Linked DNA regions of Homo sapiens: regions 2 and 3 are each linked to region 1. A link is a contact called in ENCODE Hi-C data. All regions are on one chromosome and are shown on one strand. Each heading gives the region's core, a stretch centred on a gene start or an enhancer-like site at or near the end of the contact. The rest is flanking DNA. Distances are from core to core; before and after follow the strand shown.

Evidence for each region. A loop is a pair of places that touch in the nucleus more often than their neighbours do. Pooled maps may share reads with other maps.
Region 2: a pooled map shows a loop between it and region 1 (7-fold over the local background). The contact joins the promoter of MX1 here to the promoter of PSMG1 in region 1. A Hi-C loop is called at or near these places in 2 of 37 single-sample maps with no recorded cell type and 6 of 50 pooled maps.
Region 3: a loop to region 1 is called in a map of CD8-positive, alpha-beta T cell, with 13 times the contacts of the local background. The contact joins the promoter of MX2 here to the promoter of PSMG1 in region 1. A Hi-C loop is called at or near these places in 2 of 168 maps with a recorded cell type or tissue (CD8-positive, alpha-beta T cell and naive thymus-derived CD4-positive, alpha-beta T cell), 5 of 37 single-sample maps with no recorded cell type and 9 of 50 pooled maps.

The regions. Positions count from the first base shown.
Region 1 is chr21:39,182,044-39,187,187 of GRCh38, forward strand. It overlaps PSMG1 (proteasome assembly chaperone 1), which reads right to left and starts at 1,408. Exons shown (of 7, transcript NM_003720.4): 1 at 1,209-1,408. The coding sequence starts at 1,342. BRWD1 (bromodomain and WD repeat domain containing 1) reads right to left here. Exons shown (of 41, transcript NM_033656.4): 41 at 3,439-5,144. RefSeq lists silencers at 1,084-1,163, 1,364-1,583.
Region 2 is chr21:41,423,255-41,428,398 of GRCh38, forward strand. It overlaps MX1 (MX dynamin like GTPase 1), which reads left to right and starts at 2,985. Exons shown (of 17, transcript NM_002462.5): 1 at 2,985-3,009; 2 at 3,952-4,050; 3 at 4,501-4,612. RefSeq lists an enhancer at 2,652-3,091.
Region 3 is chr21:41,359,774-41,364,917 of GRCh38, forward strand. It overlaps MX2 (MX dynamin like GTPase 2), which reads left to right and starts at 2,254. Exons shown (of 14, transcript NM_002463.2): 1 at 2,254-2,282. RefSeq lists enhancers at 1-396, 1,679-1,938, 1,959-2,798 and a silencer at 4,788-4,837.

The sequences.
Region 1 (5,144 bases), core at 158-2,657:
GATAAAACTATTGCATACGTGTTTACGGAGAACTCTAAAATAGTGATCAGGCTGTCCACCTGACCCAAGAACCAATCTTAGCATCCCTAAAAGTGAGACAGCTGGGGATAGCCTGCAATAAGAAACAGAAAGCACCACTTAGTAGAAGCATTCTTGCCGACAAAACTTTGAATGAGAATCTGACCAAGCCTCCAAATGAACATTCATTTTACAGGACATGCAGGTGATACAAACGTTAAGTGACACCACAACGAAGCTATCAGACAAATTCAGAGTGTGGGGGCACTGGACAAGACAATCAGTCCTGTCTCTTAGGAGGGGTAAGAGGAGGTTGCTCTAAATGAAGTGACACGTCTAAATGTAACCTGTGGACCCTGTTAGGATTCTCATTCACGCAGACCACTGTAAAATGTCATGTTTGAAAAAACTAGGTAAACGTGAGTGAGCATGGACTACAAAATGATACTGGAAAATTAGTATTAGTGTTGTTAGGGGTGATAATAGCATATGTAAGAAAATCCCTAAAACGTTTGAGATGTATTCTGAAAAATGTAGAGGTGAAAGGCCATGATGACTGGAATTCGCTTAGGAGTGGCGGGAGAGAAAATAAACGTGGCAAAATCTTCCTGTTGAATTTACCCGGTTGTGTAGGGGTCAGGGCTCACTTGACTATTTTCTCCCACTTTTTTGTGTTTGGAAACAATTTTTTTAAAGCGTGTTCATCGGCTACTGACACATCATGCTAATTGAAGTGTTGGGTGCAGGTTTAAAAAGTTTCGAGGGAATTGGTGTGTCCGTGAACAATCCACGACAAACGTGGTGGGGCCCGCGGGAGCGCTGCGGCCCAAGACAGTGTGACAAGCGGGAAGATCACGAGTCCGCAAGACACCAAGCCTCCAGAAATGCTCCAGAAACGCTCCAGAAAGCCTTTAAAGAACGGATTTGAACCCAGCCCTCCCACAGCGGCTTCACCCTGGACTCCACGAAACGCCAGCAGATCCACGCGAGAACCACACACACCTGGGGCTGGCGCCGCTGGACGCCGCGGCTTCACGGAGACCCAGGGCCCAAGCAGAGCCAAGGAGCGGCGGCAACCGCGGGGGCCACTCGGAAGACCGCGGAGCCCCGGCCTTAGGCGCCGTCGCGGCTGCCAGGCCCGCGCACCTTCCAGCTGCGGTGAGCGCGCTGCCCTTATCCCGGTGCCTCACCTCTTCCGCGCCAGCTGCAGACGCACCTCCCTGTCCTCGGGCGTCTCCCTCCGCCCCTCCTCCTCCTCCTCTTCGTCCTCAGTCCCAGCTCGGCACGGCGCCTTCACCACCTCTCCGAAGAACGTGGCCGCCATAGCCGCCCCGTGACCGGCTGGACACAACTGCAGCGCCGCGGGACCGCACGCCGGCTTGCGCGAGACCACGCTCCCTCACCGCGCGGGCAATAAGTCCCGCCCCGCACAGGCCACGCCCTCCGCGCACAGCCCAAGCTCGCGGCCACACCCCCACCGCGCGGGCGCTACGTCCCGCCCCGCACAGGGCTCGCTCCCAGGCACACCCTGAGCTCGCGGCCACGCCCTCTACACCGCCCGCCCGCGCTGTCATGCCCTGGGCCAGCAGTCCCCGCAGCTTTTTTGTTTTTAAATTACAGATTGGGGGAGGGGGTCTCGCTATGTTGCCCAGACTGGTCTCGAACTCCAGGACTCTAGCGATCGTCCTCCTTAGACCTCCCAAAGTGCTTGGATTACAGGCCTCAGCCACCGCGTCCGGCCCCCAAAGGCTTTCATTCGCAGCTTGAGCCCTGCGGGCGCCAGGAGGTGGGAGGACTGCGGGCTAGAGGGGCAGGGGGCGAGAGGAGGGCGGGGCCTCCGTTCGTGGCGGTAGCGGAACCAGGGGTGCAGGGGCGGAGCCAGCGCCGCTGGCCGTGGCGTCCGGGAGCTGTGGGGCCGTCCCCTCATCGTCCGTTTCCATTTTCCTTCTGCGTTAGGAGAGACTGGGGTAGCATTAGTGTACTGAGCACCCGCTCCAAATTTCGACTGCCCAGGTAGGTGGCGGCGCGGTGGTACTGAGGGCCCCCGTAGCCAGGCGCGCCCTCAGACAGCGGGCACGGGCGGACGCAAGGGCAGCAAGAAATACAGCGCTTCGTGGTGGTATAAAAACGAGACCTTTACTCTGGCAATAGGAATTCACATTTCAAAAGCTGATGATTGTCAAGGCGATTTAAAAAACATTTTTATGAGTGTAAAAAATAGTGTTTTAAAGTTGGCCATTTTCTAATACAAAATGTTTCTTTTTAAATAGCCTTTAATAAGCAGAATGTGTGATTGTTCTTTAATTGGTTCTCTTTAAAATGTGCTGGAAGACAAAGTTCGAGGAGCACTGTTTCAAGCAAGAGAAAAAGGGGACATAATTTAAATGAAAATGAAAATATGCAGTAATGCAATGAAAAAACCGTTTCCTAGATTTAGTTGTACCGAAATACATGACATCGCCTGCATTTTGTGACTTTGTCAGTAGTCACGAAGGTAAGTACTACTTTGGGGTCAGAGAGAGCCTGTTGAGATAAAATCTCAAAGCTGTTAGAAACATTTTAAGATGTGGAAAGATAATCAACAAAATCATTTACATAAAATTAGTACTTAGCAGATGTACACATCTGCAAAAATAAAGTGAGTTTGGAAGCAAAATTTGAACATTTAGCAATAAAATTAAGACGAAATTGCTAGCCAGTAAGAGCTTAGGAAACTGGATATCCTTAGTGAGATAGAATAAACAAGATCACCACAATGATGTTTTAAAACATTAGGACTCCTGGGTTAACTGGTCTATTATGATGATGGAACTGCAGAATAAAAAGGTTGTTTGGGCACCACTTGTCTTAGTCCTTTTGTTAATTTGTCATTTTTACCAGTAAGATCTTCAATTTGATTTCACAGTTCCATGATGAAGAAATATTTTCTGCAAAGCAAATTACTGTAAATAGGGTAATAGTAATACATTTGGCCATGATTTAAATTCTGCACACATTTCAGAGAGAACAATTTTACAATGTTAAGTTTTAAGCAAATGCTTATTTCATGCAGTTACAATAAGTTTAGGCCAAGCACTTTTTAAAAAGGCAAATATGTTCGAATTAAATACTTAGCCAAAAAAGGATTTCATTATGCAAGACTGATAATACAATCTCAAATACTGACAGAAATTAACCCCACCACAGCAAATTATAAATTCAAAGCTTAAATTCTTTCATTACACTGAAATTGCTAAAAAAAAAAAAAAAAAAAAAAAAAAACTTTGCATAAAATAGTCTTCACCGAGTTAAGTATTTCATTTTATAGTTACTTGTTGAGGACATAATATACTCAATAAATATTATAAATTAAGTGTAAAATTTGAACTGGAAAGAAGTTTAAGCATTTCATTAGAGCTCAAAAATCAAACCCCATGCACCTAAAAGTAATAGCAGTTTATTAGGAATTCTTCCCTTTCTCACCTGTGTATCAACATATTGGGGATCAGTAATTTAGATGAAAGTATACTACAAAAGGAGCAAAGGACACAGACTTAGTAGGTTAGAATATTCTGGCTTATGCTAAAAAACAAAAAGCCTTTTTTTTAAAACAGACATGCAACCACAAATTTCTCAAGTATTTTAGACACTTGGTTCATCTGTATAACAAAAAAAAAAAAATGCATTTGACTTAAAAAAGAAATAGAAAACCCTAGGTTTCTGTAGTTTAGTTTTTCAGATTTACACATGCAAATCATATATTCAGATATTTTTAAATGGGAAAACAACTTACTTTCAACAACTTAATTTTTCCAGTAACACGTTACTATGTTAAAAAGATGCGACAGTATATTCATTTAATCTGGCAATTTTAATTTCAACAAATACATATTAACAACAAATTAAATCCTATTGTAAATACACTTCTTTGTTATACCACGACCAAATTTTCTAATCCTAGTACAGGCCACAATGAAATAGGCCAAACATGCTACCATTAAAGTTTGTTGGGATGAGATTGTAGTAAGTTTACTCAAAGTATTCAAGTTCTAATTTTTAAGGTGCTGTAGAGAAACATAAAAGATTTCACTGTATCTAAAAATATGACTGTTTTGATCTTAAGCTATACATTTTATTTTTATCTAACTGATTAAGACCTGCCTCTTAATGAGGCACATTTTTGGCATTTCTGTAAATGCTGCTACATACAAGTAAAAATAAGGAAAAGCCGTGATAGTAACATTCATAGCTTTCATAGAAAAATATATATTCCCTGAATTAGTCATATCAAGTGGTCATTCAGTATGAACTGCAATATTATAAACAAAATGACATCAATGGACTTTCTCTAATTGCCTATTTCCAACACTCTACTTCAGAACTCAATAATCAGTATCTCCAGCTGAAATTCCCAGGTCCTCCTAGTTTGTTTTTGACCTTTGGGGATGTGAATTGTAGGGAATGGATCTGGGTAGTTTTTGCTTCACTCAGAAGTCAAATAGGCCCATTAGCACTTCCTTTGGAAAAATGCCTGATTTTTTTTCCTCATGACACCATAGTTGTCGTGGTCTGAATTTTTACACTGTAATGGAGAACCCTGAAAATTAGCATCAGGTTAAGATTTTGAAATTTGTTCACTTCAAGTTCTTCCTAGCCTGTACACTTCCCATTATATTCTTCCTCTAAGGAATCATGTCTTCAAGGCCTTGCATTCTGGAAAGGAATAGTAGTCTTATAGCAGGCCATTTGTCTTTTCTTTCCACCTCTCCACCTACAGACTCTGCAATTTATTTCCTCCTCAGAATTCCCCAGAGCACATGTCTGTACAAGAGCTGACTGGGAGGAACCCACTGGATTATGGCTTTTAGAAAATTCCTCCAAAGATGCCAATAAGGGAGTAATTTTAGAGCTGGGAGCAGAATGTAACTGCCAGTTTACTTGTGTACCAATTGTTTTCAGATGCCACTTCTACATTCTCATAGTCACTATTGTGCATTTTCTTTCCAGGATCTGAACCCCCTTAAAAAAAGCATTTTTCTATTAATATCTTCTAGCTCTTTTTCACTTTCAGAATTTATGGTTGTATCATCCTCTTTATAAACATTCAGTAATTTTTTCTTAGCCGCAGCAGAAGCATTTCGATGGGG
Region 2 (5,144 bases), core at 1,735-4,234, 2.2 Mb after region 1:
GCAGACAGCAAATGGCAGTGGTGGATGGCAAGCGAAAGCTCAGCTCCAGCCATAACAAACACGGACCAGAAGAGTGTGCAGTTGCAAGATTTAACAGAGTGAAAACAGACGTCCCATACAAAGGGAGGGAACCCAAAGGGGGTTGCCATTGCTGGGTCGAATGCCTGGGTTTCTGTCTCAATCACTGTCCCTCCCCCTGTGCTCTCAGGCAATAGATGATTGGCTATTTCTTTACTTCCTGTTTTTGCCTAATTAGTATTTTAGTGAGCTCTCTTTACTACCTGATTGGTCGGGTGTGAGCTAAGTTGCAAGCCCTGTGTTTAAAGGTGGATGTGGTCACCTTCCCAGCTAGGCTTAGGGATTCTTAGTCGGCCTGGGACATCCAGCTCGTCCCGTCTCTCACTGACACCTAACACATCCTACATGCTCAGTAGACAGGAGCTATTATTGTATGACTGACTGCTGAATTACACCCCAAAACAACCACCTATACTCCCCAAGGCCCTGCCATATCATATGCATATTAGAGGCAATGAAGCACCAAAATCTAAGGCCAGGGAAGGACTGCGGTGGACAAGGGAAGTGCCTAGGGCGTTAAAACTTAAGGAGGCATTGCACCAACTGGGAGTGAGCTGTGTGTGCTGTGTTTCCTGGGCAGGGCGCCTCACTGCCCTTCCGAGTCCTGCCCTGGCTGAGGTTGTGCCTCTATCTGGTTATCAGTTGCCTGCAGCTCTTTCTGATTTTGTTCGTGAACAAGGGCCCTTAGGGAAGCCTCCCGCTGTTGGAAACAGCAGCAGCATCACCCAGAGTGAAGTCTCTGTTCACATGAGTGCCAGCTCTGCTCACACCTACCCTGCGTTCCCAAGGCACTGTTCCTGCTTCAGAAAGCATCAGCCCAGCCTGCTCACAGTCCCCCAGGATGTGCTGTTGCCTGGGTTCTTGACTAGGAAGTAAAAGGCCCAGAGGGGTTGAGTGTGTGTGTGTGTGTGTGTGTGTGTGTGTGTGTGTTAAAGTGAGGTCATTGCTAATTCCTGGGAGAACTTGTGTTCCCCTTGGATGAACCCCTTGGATGAAGAACCCCTTGGATGGGGTTGCCCAGCCCTAGGAGTGGATCCTGCAAAGCAAAATAGATTTCAGCACAGGGAGCTGGCTGGGGGGCTCCTCCCCCTCTTGTAGGTGCAGCAGTATTGAATTTGATTCCATCCAGGTTTCCCCTGACCCCAGGACCTAAAGCTGGGGCAGGTTCTGGGCCTTGAGGTTGGTTGGGGGTGACCCTTCCTAATCATGGAAGTCTTTAGCGGGGGCTTGTAAGGGACTGTGAGCTGAGCTAAGGAGAATGGAGGTGGGGTGCCAACCGCTCCCAAAGGGAAATGCCATCTCCCACTCACAGCCAGTTAGCCGAGAATGGGAGCTCCCAAAGGGAGGACCACCCATGGGTCTGCTTGACTCAGCCCTCCCCAACCCCTTTCACCTTTGCAGTAAAACTCTAGCCAAGGAAGACAAAGAGACCTTTGGAGACCAAAACAGAACTTTTAATTCGGGCCAACAGCAGGCTCATGCCCAAAATGGCTGCCAACCCCAACAAAGAAAGCAGCTAGCTTATATGTCGTTTGAGATGGGAAAAACAAGGTAGGATACAGGTTTCAGACAAAGACAGTAAATTACTTAACCCGTGACAATTCTGAGGAAACTGGCAATTCAGTTATATTGACTAGTCATCCTCCAAGCTGGACTAGGGTTGGAGGCTGGGGTCCCGAGGCAGGTGATAAGCTTTTGAGATAAGCTTGCATCTGCAACTTGTTACAATGCTGGGAGGGGCTGCTTAAAATTTTAGCCTATGTGTTACTTCTAAATAGCTTATACTAAATGTTAACTGTTTTCATGTGCGTCCATGTGAAGAGACCACCAAACAGGCTTTGTGTGAGCAACATGGCTGTGTATTTCACCTGGGTGCAGGCGGGCTGAGTCCGAAAAGAGAGTCAGCGAAGGGAGATAGGGGTGGGGCCGTTTTATAGGATTTGGGAAGGTAATGGAAAATTACAGTCAAAGGGGGTTGTTCTCTGGTGGGCAGGGGTGAATCTCACAAAGTACATTCTCAAGGGTGGGGAGAATTACAAATAACCTTCTTAAGGGTGGGGAAGATTACAAAGTACATTGATCAGTTAGGGTGGGGCAGGAACAAATCACAATGGTGGAATGTCATCAGTTAAGGCTGTTTTTACTTCTTTTGTGGATCTTCAGTTACTTTAGGCCATCTGGATGTATACCTGCAAGTCACAGGGGATGCGATGGCCTGGCCTGGGATGCGATGGCCTGGCCTGACAACTATTACCTATGTTATGTTTATTATTTTAAGCTTTATTATTACTATTTTATTTATTTTATTTTATTTTCCTTCCACACACCCGTTTCCACCCTGGAGAGGCCAGATGAGCCAGACTCCAGGGAGGCCTAGAAGTGGGCAAGGGGAAACGGGAAAGGAGGAAGATGGTATGGGTGTGCCTGGTTAGGGGTGGGAGTGCTGGACGGAGTTCGGGACAAGAGGGGCTCTGCAGCCATTGGCACACAATGCCTGGGAGTCCCTGCTGGTGCTGGGATCATCCCAGTGAGCCCTGGGAGGGAACTGAAGACCCCCAATTACCAATGCATCTGTTTTCAAAACCGACGGGGGGAAGGACATGCCTAGGTTCAAGGATACGTGCAGGCTTGGATGACTCCGGGCCATTAGGGAGCCTCCGGAGCACCTTGATCCTCAGACGGGCCTGATGAAACGAGCATCTGATTCAGCAGGCCTGGGTTCGGGCCCGAGAACCTGCGTCTCCCGCGAGTTCCCGCGAGGCAAGTGCTGCAGGTGCGGGGCCAGGAGCTAGGTTTCGTTTCTGCGCCCGGAGCCGCCCTCAGCACAGGGTCTGTGAGTTTCATTTCTTCGCGGCGCGGGGCGGGGCTGGGCGCGGGGTGAAAGAGGCGAAGCGAGAGCGGAGGCCGCACTCCAGCACTGCGCAGGGACCGGTGAGTGTCGCTTCTGGGGGCAGCGCCCAGTAACCGCGCTAGGAGCGCGGAGAAGGGCATTGGGAGAGCGGCGTTCGTGGCGGAGACTAGCGCTCCGGAGCACGGGCACGACGGGGGCACCTTCTCGGCTGCTAGTAACTAACAATAATAATAATCATAATCATAGCAAGGGCGCTGATGGGCGGGCTCGGAGCACGCCTGATTCTGGTTCCCACCAGGCTGCCCAGGCTCCTGATGACGCATCAGAAACATCCCCCTAACCCGCGGCCTTCCTGCAGGAGAGGTTGGGAAGGGGTGGGGGACGGGGCTCGGGGGAGGTCTCCGAGGGACTCTAGTAAGCGGGGAAGGGCGCCGGGAAAGTTTCAGATCCACGGCTGCGCGGGCCACGAGCCCACCCGAACGCCGACCACTGCTTTCCGTCGACTTCTATTTCCTGGGAACGCGCGAAAGCAAACCCAAGTCAGACTGCGGAGGTCGCTGGGGAGGGAAGGTTCAAGGAGTTCTCGCCGATCCTGCTGAATAAAGGGGGTTCCGAGCTGGGCCGAGATGGGGCATGCGCGGGAAGACCCCTGCCCGCTGTTCCCCCCCACCGCCCCAGTGGATGCCATGCCTGGGGCCTCCCCGGCGCGTGGGGCTGACGCACCCTCGGGGTCCATCGTAGTTGGCCGGGATCGTGGAGTGGGTGCGGTGGACGAAGGGAGGCAGGACAGTCCCGGGGGTGGCAGAAGGAGCCCGGGCACAGCTGAGACCTGCGCTCCCATCCCACCAACACTCACAGCAGGTGCTGCCGAGCTGGGCAATTGGGATGGCCCAAGTTATTTGGTTAAATTTTAAATCACGTTTGTTACTGGGAAGTAGAGTCCAGTGATGCTAACCGCGCCTCTACCTCCACCACCGGTGTCAGTCCCAAAGGGCTCCTAAAATGGCTGTGTCATCTTTCAGCCTTGGACCGCAGTTGCCGGCCAGGAATCCCAGTGTCACGGTGGACACGCCTCCCTCGCGCCCTTGCCGCCCACCTGCTCACCCAGCTCAGGGGCTTTGGTAGGTAGCAGTGCATTTGGTCTAAAGGGCAAGATGTTCTCTCTTTTATTCATAACAAATTTAAATACCAGCAGGGTTTGGGGGGAAAAACGCTTTCAGAAGAAAAGGTGAATGTCAGTCCTGCAAGAGTTAGTTTTAAAACTAGACTGAATTGGCACATGTATACCTATGTAACAAACCTGCACGTTCTGCACATGTACCCCAGAACTTAAAAGCTTATAAAAAAAGAAAAAACTAGACTGGATTATGTTGGGAAAGTGTAGCCTCTTCCATCTTAGGCATTTCCTAGAACGTAGGCAGTAGGTGGTCCTTATTAGGAGTTTTGGGAGAGGAAGGGGGCTGAATCCTACCTCCCATCCCTGCTCCTCTATGGGGTCTGAGCTGAGGAAGCTTCACCACAAGGAGAGAACCCCCTGACAACCCTGGATGCCACCTTTACCCTCACTGCAGGAATTCTGTGGCCACACTGCGAGGAGATCGGTTCTGGGTCGGAGGCTACAGGAAGACTCCCACTCCCTGAAATCTGGAGTGAAGAACGCCGCCATCCAGCCACCATTCCAAGGTAAGGCAGAAATGAAGTGGGCCGTTGGGTTCTTTCTTTTCTTTCTTTCTTTTTTTTGAGACAAGGTCTCACTCTGTCGCCCAGGCTGGAGTGCAGTGGCGCCATCTCAGCTCACTGCAACCCCCGCCTCCCAGGTTCAAGCGATTCTGGTGCCTCAGTCTCCTGAGTAGCTGGGATTACAGGCACACATCACCACACCTGGCTAATTTGTATGTGTTTAGTAGAGACAGCATTTCACCATATTGGCCAGGCTGGTTTCAAACTCCTGGCCTCAAATGATCCACCCGCCTTGGCTTCCCAAAGTACTGGGATTACAGGCACGAGCCACTGCACCCAGTCAGGTTCATTTTAGTTGTTATGTTAACCAGGTTTCCTGCACCTGTGCGCTAACTTTCACTTTCCCAAAAGGTTTCAGGGTGACCCAGCAGGCAATGAGTGATTCTCAAATTCAGGATTTATTGTGAGAGATTCACACACACAATTGAGCAGACATTCACAGTACAATGATTAAAGGGAGTGATAGGGTAAGGAC
Region 3 (5,144 bases), core at 1,004-3,503, 2.2 Mb after region 1:
CATGACCATCCTGGCCAACATGGTAAAACCCCATCCCTACTAAAAATACAAAACAAATTAGCTGGGCATGGTGGCACATGCCTATAATCCCAGCTACTTGGGAGGCTAAGGTGGGAGGATTGCTTGAACCTGGGAGGCCGAGGTTGCAGTAAGCAGAAATCTCACCACTGTACTCCAGCCTGGGCAACAGAGCGAGACTCCATCTCAAGCAAACAAAAAAGAAACAAAGAGCCAGGTCACACGGACAATGACAGGGTGGAGTTCCACTCCAAGGTGCACCCGCTGCTCCTGTGCTCTGCTGGGAGGGACACACCCCAGGTAAGAACCCTGCTTGTCTACAGCACTTCACCATTGCCTTTGTCCTGTTAATTCAGGAAAGCATTTGCTTGATCTTTCCTTCTGTGATTGGAGAGGCCATGGGAGAGTGGATGCATGCTGGCTCTGGATGGCTCCAGGTGCTGCAGGTGCTTCCAGGTGGCCAGGAACTTCATCAGCACACAGAGGCGCTGGCGCTTTCCATAGAGTCAGCGTGCCAGGGCAGGAGGCGGGCACTGGGGCTTCTGGACTTCGCCTCTTTACCAAGCTGCACACTGTAACGCTCCCTGATGTGGAGCTGAGGGAAGAGCTCCGCCCAGCGGCTGTGACCGAGGCCTGAGCAGCAGCATCTTTTCTGGCCCCGGCCCCTGTGCTTGGATGCTGCGTGGGACATTCATTCACCCTCAGGGCTTTAGTGCTCAGAACGCAAGAACCCTGTCCTTGAAGTTTGCATGCGCAGGCACCTCTGGTCCTTCCCAGGGCTGCTGGTGAGGGGCGTGCAGGAGGGGGATGCTGCCTTGACAGAGGGTGGAGGGTCCCCTGAGCTGGCCCGAGCTGCTCGTGTCCCTCTGTCCGGCTTCTCTGAGGCCTTTCTTTGTGCCTTCCTTGAAGCAGTAGGCCGGCCCAGGCCCTGTTGTGAAAGACATTCCTAGTGAAACCGAATGTCACATCACGCTGCCAAGTCTGAGATTCACATTCCTCCCCTCACTCCTCAGCCTCTGTCCGCCCGGGCTCTTGGGAAGAGAAGTGGTTCAGGGATAGGTGATCCTGACGATGATCTCCTGGTGTTAATATTTCTAATGCCAAGGTTTTGAAAAACATGTTAAGTTTCTAAATATCTTCCGTAAAGTTAAGCCTGCACTCAAGGGAAGTCACTACAATGACTTAGCCAAGAGGAGCTCAGGAGTTTTTTTAAACGTATAGTGTTGATGTCTGGGAGAGGATCACGGGTGGATAGGAGAGCTGAGAGCCTGCTTCCTCCCTCCCAGCCATCACTGCCAGTCCTTGAGAGGCTTGGTCCCCTCCCCGGTGTCTGGAGGGCTCCTCCTGGAGGTTCCCAGACCTCTTGGCTCTGGTGATGGGAATGCCTGGCCCTCCTTGACTTTGGTCACAGAGCAGGAAGCCTTAGGGAGCATGCGGTTGTGCACCTTCACTTTTGCAGGTGAAAAGTAACTGAGGACCAGAAAGATGACATGCAGCTGGCTCAGGGCTGAGTTCCGGAGCCTGGGGTTTGTCCTGGGGCCTCCTTATCTCCAATGGGAAGAAAACCGTCTTGGTTTTGCGGCGGGGACCTCAGGCACGGGTGCTTGGAGAAAGCTGTTGACCCTCCTTCTTTGGGTTTTCCGCACCTAATGAGGGGAGAGGTGACATTTGTCAGGTGCGGCTCAGGCATGAAGCTAAGCAGGACAGCTCAGAGCGTCCAGATCATGTACCTGAGAGCATGTCCTCGGCTGTAACAGGAGTGCATCTGTGAGGCCCGATACACGAACCACACGTGGCTATTCATTCAAATTACATGGAGTTCGAAGTCCAGTTCCTTGGTCGCAGTAGTCACATTTCAGAGCCACACAGGTGGTACTGGATGGCACTGTCAGGGCAGAACCTTCCAGTGACTGAGCCACTCTGAGCTGCCCCCATGCCAGCCTCCCCTGGAATCTGTTAGCAATGCTGATTCTCAGGCCCAGCCCAGACCTGACAGATCAGACTCTCTGGCGGGGGTGGGGGGACAGCCGCCCCGTCTCCACAGCTCTCCCAGGATTCGGATGCAGCTGGAGTTTGGGGACCACTCTGTGAGTCATCTGGAGAGCACGCTGATAACTCAGTTTCATTTCTGTGGCCAGATCAAGTAGTTTCATTTCTCTCCCTGTTTGTTGATGACGGAGCAGGGGAGGGAGTGGTTCATATGCCACATAAAAGTGAAGTGGAGGAAAGGGAAGAGATGATTTCTCCATCCTGAACGTGCAGCGGTAAGAGCGGGGCCGGTGCAGGGAGGGCTGCTTTGTGTCTGATGCACAGCAGATGCGTGTTTAAAAAATATTTCCTGAGTAACGTGACATCTGCTTGGTGAATGTGGCTTGTGCTGGGAGGCAGGAGCCACAAAGATAAGATTCTGGTGTGAGGAGCAGAAAGGGCCCATGTTGCCACCAGCCCACAGTAGCCTTGTGCACAGACAAAGAGGCTCTGGAGGGGAAGTGGCTGGCCCTGGGGACAGGGTGGCCTCCATCCTGATCTGGCCAAAAGTCGGGTGGACGCAAAGGGGTGGTTTTTAGGACAGCTTTGCTCAGCGTCCTACAAAGTCTGGGGGTTGAGTAAGGAGCTTTGTGCCCGAAAAGTCGTCTCGGAGGGTTTCAAGTGTTCCTTCTTTTGTGGTATTTGTGATGCTCTGACGTAACCTTAGTGACGGTGATATGCTGGGAAATTGGCTCTCATGGGGCGGGGCAGGGCAGAGGGTGGTGCCTGATTTCTAGCCTTTGCCGATTCTCTTCCGTTCTCATGGTGTGAATGCTCCCACCGTGGCCAGTTCCCAGCCAGTAGGGGCCAACTCCAGCACTCTGGACCACTGCACCCTGGATCGCCTGCACTCTGGGGGCTGAAGTCCATTTTATAATTGATATAGAGCGGAAAGGAGACATGGTGGTATTGATGACGCAGTTTTTTTTTCTTTTTTTTTTTTTTTTTTTTTTTTTTGAGAGAAGTTCTCGTTCTGTTCCCCAGGCTGGAGTGCAGTGGCGTGATCATGGCTCACTGCAGTCTCAAGCTCCCGGGCTCAAGGGATCCTCCCACCTCAGCCTCCCAAGTAGCTGGGACTACAGGTGTGCACCACCACACCTGGTTAATTTTATTTCTTTTTGTAGAGACAGGGGCTCTCTATGTTGCCCAGGCTGGTCTCAAACTCACTGGCTCAAGAAGTCCTTACGCCTCAACCTCCCAAAGCACTGGGATTACAGGCGTAAGCCACCCCATTCGGCTTTGATGACACCTTTTGAACACTGTTCTTTCTCATTTTGTGTTTAGAATGTTGTCTCTAGCTGTTTAAAAAGATCAGGATTCCAAGCTATCTTTCCTCGCACCCTCTCCTCCGTTTACTCTGCTCTACTTCCCAGCCCCGCGCCAACCCCTGAAGCACTTTTGACTCCCTTCGGATGTACAATTTTTTTTTCTTTTTCTTTTTTGAGACAGGGTCTTCCTGCTCTGTTTCCCAGGCTGGAGTGCAATGGTACCATCATAGCTCACTGCAGCCTTAAACTTCCGGGCTCAAGTGATCCTCCTGCCTCGGCCTCCCAATGCATTGGGATTACAGGTGTGAGTCCCTGCGTCTGGCCAGGATGTATGTGAGCTTTATTTAGGTTTAGCCCCTGCCCTAGAATGCAAGCTCCCCCAGAGATCTTTGTCTGCCTGACTCGATATGTATCTCAAGGACTTAGTGCTCAATATATATCTTTGAGTGGGTGAAAAACAAGCGGTCTTAAAAAGAAAGGAGGTGAGCCCGGGGAGATAAGGTCGCATTCAGTGCCAGTGCTTGGTCAGCCATGACCCTGCACCATGCGAGTGACATTGGGACTGGAGCAAAGGGACACAGCAGAGTGGCCCCTGGTGCCCAGGACCCGGCAGAGCTCTCGGACTGGTTGCAAGCCAGCAATAGTGGCTATGCCCGTGTGGGAGACGCAGCTTGCCTTAGACTTCAGCGGGAACCACCATGTCCGGCACAGCCATTTCCATCCTTCCCAGGGGTGCTTACGTGATCCTGGCAGTCTCAGTCAAACTTCCAAACTCAGCAGGGAATGTGTGTGCTTGTCCTCCAATCTCAACACCCTGGGATGCAGTGTCAGGTGCAGGTCAGAGACAGCAGTGGAGACCCGATTCCCAGCCCTGGGCTGGGGCCCCCACAAGGCCTCCAGCATCTCCCCATGGCCCAGTTTCCTCATCTGCAGGACAGGCTCTCTTGAGAATTTGGGGGGATGATAGACCCAAAAGCATTCTGGAGCCAGAGGCTTCTGCCTTCGTCGGGGGCATCAGGGAGTGTCAGTCATGAATTCACCATGACTTCTGACCACCTCTGCCTGGACTCCCTCACCTCAGTGCTGCCTAAGCTGGGTAACCACCAGCTTCCTGGGCCTTCACCCCGCAGGGCCTTCCTCTCCAGTGATGCGCCTGGAAAGAGGGATTTCTCTTTGCAAAGGTCTCTGGAATTGCCAAGTTATGGCTTTAAGCATATGTAGGGAAACTCCCTCCCCTTTGCACTTTTGGAGTTTTTTTCCAGCCCTCAATAGAAATCAATACAGTGACCAGGCTGCCCTTTTCACCACACTCTCAGGCTCCTGAGGACCCTGGTGGAAGATGGACTAAGCACATCCTGGGCATCGGGGACAGGCACCGGCTCCTCAAGCGTGGACAGGGACAGGGATGGGGCGGGGCAGCGCTGCAGGAGGTGGGGCCTGGGCTGATTTTCTTGCTGTACTACTTTCAGTCACTACGTACCTGTTATGGGTTGAACTAGGCTCCCTGTATTAGTCAGAGTTCTCTAGAGGGACAGAACTAATGGAATATAAAAAAATAAATATATACATATATATGGAAGTTTACTAAGTATGAATTTACAGGATCACAAGGTCCACAATAAGCAATCTGCAGCCTGAGGAGCAAGGGGAGCCAGTGTGAGTCCCAAAACCTGAAGAACTTGGAGTCCAATGTTCGAGGGCAGGAAGCATCCAGCACAGGAGAAAGCTGTAGGCTGGGAGGCTAAACCAGTCTCTCTTTTCACATTTTTCAGCCTGCTTTATATTCTAGCTTTGCTGACAGCTGATTAGATGGTGCCCACCTAGACTGAA